Linked DNA regions of Homo sapiens: region 2 is linked to region 1. Evidence: chromatin loops called from intact Hi-C (ENCODE). Cell type or tissue: pancreas. All regions are shown on one strand. Links, peaks and the distances in the headings refer to the core of each region. The heading gives the core; the rest is flanking DNA.

The links. A loop is a pair of places that touch in the nucleus more often than their neighbours do. Peaks named below come from ENCODE experiments on the same cell type or tissue, not always from the same donor. Only the 100,000 strongest peaks of a DNase experiment are listed, where the experiment ranks them.
Region 2: it touches region 1 in a loop (5-fold over the local background); 1 of 110 quality-filtered maps calls a loop at or near these places.

The regions. Positions count from the first base shown.
Region 1 is chr9:4,243,732-4,246,541 of GRCh38, reverse strand. All of the region lies in intron 2 of GLIS3 (GLIS family zinc finger 3), which reads left to right. Among named protein-coding and RNA genes, the nearest start is that of GLIS3-AS2, 54 kb to the left of the region's middle. In pancreas, for the core only: no CTCF peak of the experiment used is centred there; no DNase peak of the experiment used is centred there.
Region 2 is chr9:4,179,775-4,182,584 of GRCh38, reverse strand. All of the region lies in intron 2 of GLIS3 (GLIS family zinc finger 3), which reads left to right. Among named protein-coding and RNA genes, the nearest start is that of GLIS3-AS2, 120 kb to the left of the region's middle. In pancreas, for the core only: no CTCF peak of the experiment used is centred there; a DNase peak (open chromatin) is centred at 1,474.

The DNA of each region.
Region 1 (2,810 bases), core at 216-2,715:
TAAGGGAGACATTAGACATCCTGAAACAACTGCAGATGTCACTTAGGGAAAATGCATGGAAATGGTAGCCGTATAAGACCATACCTCTTGAGTTGTGAAAATATCTTACCTTAAACAAGATCCTGAGAAGTCTACTTCCTGTCTACATTCTTGGGAATATCAGTGGCCTGTTTCTTCCTCTGGGCAGTGACTAACTTCATATAAGTTGATTTGTGTATGCAAAGGCTCTTCATTGCTGATCAGCAAAAGCATCACTAACCATTTAAATGAAATAGTTATTTAAAATTGTGTTTAATTTGTTTCTTTTGAGACTGGGTTATGAGACTGGATAATTTTTGTATTTGTGGTAGAGACAGGGTTTCATCATGCTGTCCAGGCTGGCCTTGAACTACTTGCCTCAGCCTCCCAAAGTGCTGGGATTACAGGCATGAGCCACCGTGCCTGGCCTGAAATAGGTATTTTAAGAGGGTTTATTGCTTCTTAGCCTCATGAATGAAATGGGTCCTACTCACAATGGATGTTTCCTTTTCTGGCAGATAGAGGAGGTAGAAACACAGCCGAGAATTACTTTTCTCTGATTTTATGTAGTTTGCTAAGACAGTCTGAAAAAATAAAAATAAATACCGGAGGAAATAATAGAAGATATGAAAGACCAGCAAAACTTGTGAGATTTACCTACTTTGCTAGTCAGTTGAAATTCTGTGTTCAGGCCAACCTTGCATCAATACAGGGCACTTTATTATTATTATTGTTTTTAATTGACACATAGTAACTACATATTTATGGGATATAGTGGTATTTATATACCTGTATATAATGTGTAATGATCAAATCAGGATAATTAGCGTATCCATCACCTCAAACATTGAAAATTATATCAGTTTTCAAAACAATCCTTTCTCCGTGCCATTGGAGTCTAAGGGAGTTGCTTGTTTGTTTCCATTGTTCTTTACTCACTCATTTAAGAAAAACGTATTTAGCATCCACTGCACATCCTTACATTTATATAGCTCTTCGCATTTTTCAAATTGCCTTTCTAATATTGTCTACGTTGTTTCCTGTACATACACCATGAAGTAAGTAGGTCTAGTGTTATGGTTCCTGTTTTATAACATGTAGAACCTGAAAATTGCTTATAATTGAAATTTGGCAAAGTGATGAGTTCGCACCCGAATTTGGGTCTTCCGATTCCTAGGCAACTGTGACTTTTACCTTTTGTAAAACACTTGATCCCGTGTGGAATGCTGAGGGCTGTGGACCACAACAGTCTCTTCTCTGAAAGACATAATAATAATCATTGTGGGTTTGAGGCCACATACCTACAAAAACAATAGAATCCCTCTAAACCAACATGATCTGGACTGATTGTTGCTCAGATCATTAAGAAAACATGGTTCAAGTGGGACGTCATAAATCTGTGATACATACATACCTAGACACGTTACAGCAACTTAGAGCATCTAGATGTGTATTTATTTACCAGTCTTTTGATGTAGAACCAAGATCTTTTATTTGATTAAGGATCTTCTTGGGGTCTACATCAATCATTTTTTCTTGGATAACTCTTCTATAATTTAAAAGTATTCTTTAACGTAGAATGAGAACTTAAAAATATTTGTAAACCACTCTTGAGTGTAGAATCATTTTAGATTTAAAAATTCCTTGTGGTCAGGCATGGTGGCTTACACCTGTAATCTCAGCATTTTGGGAGGCTGAGGCGGGTGGATCACCTAAGGCCAGGAGTTCGAGACCAGCCTGGCCAGCATGGTTGAAACCCTATCTCTACTAAAAATACAAAAATTAGCTGGGTGTGGTGGCGGACACCTCTAATCCCAGCTACTCAGGAGGTTGAGGCAGGAGAATCACTTGAACCCAGGAGGTAGAGGTTGCAGTGAGCCAAGATTGCACCATTGCATTCCAGCCTGGGTGGCAAGAGCAAAACTCCGTCTCAAAAAAAAGAAAAAAAATTCCTTGAGATCTTTAACAGATATCTACCTCACATCTGATTCAGCAGCAGTTTTAAAAAAGCAGTTCACCTTAAAAAAACTCTTTCCAATGTAGTTTTCAGAATAAACAACCTGCTTTCTTTTTGTACTCATTTTATGTAATATTTAATTAAATTATGTAAATACTAACAGCATACGCCTGTCATAAGCATGTCTGACATTAACAGGTTTGGGAACAAACACAATGACTCTTGGTAAGTATCCAAGTCAATTGTTAGGAGCTGAAGTACACTGACATATTAGAAAGTAACTTCCTAGCCAAGTGTATTTACTGTGCCATGTACGTTTCACACAGGCAATGAAGGACATGAGCTATTCTGGTGAGTTGATTGAGAGATTTAGCTGCAATTTAATCTACAGGTGCATGTAACACTAAAGAGGTACAGAGTACGGATGAGCTGAGGTGGCCCTGAAGGATTTATGGAAGGCTTGGAATGTTAGTTAGGGCTGGAAAGATGAGTGGAATTCAGAAAGGAAATTTTAAGTGTTTGTATGCACGTATGTGCATGGGGGTTGAGGCGAGAGTAAGGAGAAGGCAGGGAATGGCCAGATGTTCTCAGCAAGGGAAAGAAGTTCATTTTGTTGTAATACAAAAAAGTGGAATAGTCATGTAGACCCTGCTCTATTCCACATCCTCTTCTAAGCTCCACCTCATGAAGGAAATCTTCCTGTACCAGGTGGGTTAGGTGGGGATTTTGATTTACTTCCTAATGTAAATCATTGTGGTAGTTACAAACTCGACAGCTGTTTAGCCTCCCACCTTCAACGTGGATTACACCTAATCCATTCCAGGCAGATGAGAGG
Region 2 (2,810 bases), core at 6-2,505, 64 kb after region 1:
TGTTTGTGGTGATACCCACAACTCCCCATGCTTTCTCATCATCTTTTCTCAGTTTTTAATCCATTTTTCAATTCAACCTCTGCCCTATACTGTCACTGATGATAAAATATCCCCGACAGTGTGGAGAAGTTTCAGGTTTTCTATACATAGTGTTCCATAATTTATTACCCTACCTGGTTAAGATTTGGGGAAAATCAGGTATTTCTCAAAGCCATGCAGGCAATTTAAGAGTGTTGAAGGAGTACGGACGACACCACTGTAGAGTGATGAGGACTGTGGCAGAACTGAAGAATACATGCCCCATCTGAAGGGATTCACATTCCAAAAAAATTTTTTACACACTACTGCTCAGTTAAACTATTTGTCTACAGAACTCAGCCAGATGGCACCAATTTGAAAACTCAGATCAAAATGAACAATAACGTTAACAAACCCCAAAGGAAAAAACGGTCCTTATAGGAACCATTTTATTCTTTGCTTGTCTTCTCGTTGGCATGTAATAGCTCAACATAGGTGTACTTAAAGAATGGATGCATTTGCATCTTCATAAAGCTATACTTGCTTTATCAGTTGTCTACTGTTGCTTAACATCCACCCTGAAACTTAGTGGCTAATACGTGTTTATTATTTCTCACAATTCTGTGGGTTGACTGAGTGCTTCTTATGGTCTGGGCTAACTCGGTTGGGGCTGGATGGCATAGGATAGCTTCACCTATCTGGGCCCTTAGCTTGGATAATTGGAACGGGGTCTGTCTCTGTGTGACCCCTCAGTCTCAAGGATGCTAGCCTAGACTTCTTTGCCTAGTGATCACAGGACTCCCAGCAGCAATAAGCTCCAATGCTCAAGCGTTTTTCAAGTCCCTTCCTCTGCATCATTAGCCAAAGCAAGACTCACAGTGAAGTACGGCTTCAAAGAATATATAGATAGATTCCACCTCTCAGTGTGAGGAATAGCAAAGTCACTTGCATGTGCATGGCAGACTGTACAGTACTTTTAGCTTCTATAAGGAAAGAGGGCTGGGCTTGGTGGGAAAATTTCTAAATATAGGAAGGAGGTGATGATGATGGTCAAGCAAGAAGGACAGATGTCCACTATAGTGCCTTTGGGTCCCACCCCTCTGTGTAAGCCAGCATGGCAGTAGCAGACTAGATGCCATGGAGCACAGTCATTCTGGACTACCTGGCTGTTACCAGCAGGGAAGCAGAGTTCAGAGAGATCAGGAGGAGTAGGAAAGGGAGCCAAGTGGCTGGGATGGGTCTGAGGATGGTTCCTGTGAACGACGGAAGACCAGAAATAAAAAGTGTCTGCATGAGGCGAGTGCTGTCCATGGTCAGCCCTAGTGTCCAGCAGATGGGTGGGGCCTGGCCAATACCTATGGAACTTTAAAGGAGCATCTCTGAATGATGCTTGCAGAGAGGAGCTATGCCTGAAGCCCTTCTCATTACCATCAGGCAAAAGCATTCTGAGGAGCTGGCTGGCTGCCAGGCATCTGCTCATCTTAGAGTACGAATGACATGCCTGTGCCTGGAAGTTTGACTCAGCTCATCTTACCTGTCTGAGGTGGACACCTTGCTTCAACATCCAAGGGCATTTGTTAGCCCCTTGTTCCCCACCTCCAAAATAGAGTCACATTCAGGATGCCCAGGGAGATGGTGGCAGTCATGGAGCAAAAGGGACCTGTACTTGGGTGGGACCTATACTTGGGACCAGCACCTGTGCTTGGGTGGATCGGAGCAAAACCAGTTTGAGATTTTATTGACTGGTATTTTGCCCTCTGCTACACCGCCGCTCCTCAGTTTGGGATGGTGGTGGACTTACCTCTAGTTTGTGACTGTCCAATTTATAACTCTTACATATGTAAAATAAAATCAATGCACAAGAATTGGGGGTTTGGCTTGCATATAAGATAGAAGGATTTTATGCTACCCCCTTTTAAGATCTGCTGTTCTCTCATGGAGCAGGATGGACACAATCCTCAGATTAAAATTGGAAAGAGAAAGTTTACAGAAACTAAATATTTCTGATGATAGGCCTCATACTTGGTGAGTGCCAACTATGTGTGATACTGGGCAGTATGTCACAAAGGGTGTTTCATTTAATCCCAAAATAGCCGTAAAAAATTATGTGGGGGCATCCTTGCTGATGAGGAAACAGAGGCTCAGAGCAGCTAAACAGCCCAAGCCTGCCCATTGAGCTAGGAAGAGGCAGAGAGGCTTTGTTCTTCCTATTGTGGTATACTTCCTCTTGCGACTAAATTGGTGAGCAGGGTTGGAAGAATGTGAATGGGGTAGGATCATTGCTGACCTAGGACCGGAGTAGCTTTGGAGATCATGCCGGTGGGAAACTGTCCCATACTCTTTGTTCCCAAGTCTCTCCAGTCCCCATCTCCTCTCCTTGTGCATGGACCGCCTGAAACCCTCATTCTGTTCTCTATCCTAGGACCTCTATCACTGCCCCTCACTGACTCTCCCCAGCTCAGCCTTGACATAGGTAACCATTGATAACTTAGAGGTGGCGGAGTCTCTAAGTCAGGTATCCGTCAAATGGCATAAACAATGTGTAGGAGATCCAAGAAGGTGATGCAGGCTCATGGAGAAATATCAAGTTTGAATTTCCAGCCTACTTTTTCATAAAAATGCTGTTAACGCGGCTAGAAATTAATTTTTTTTTTTTTGAGACAGAGTCTCGCTCTCTCACCCAGGCTGGAGTACAGTGGCACGATCTTGTCTCACTGTAGCCTCTGCCTCCCGGGTTCCAGCGATTCTCCTGCCTCAGCCTCCTGGGTAGCTGGGATTACAGGCATGCGCCA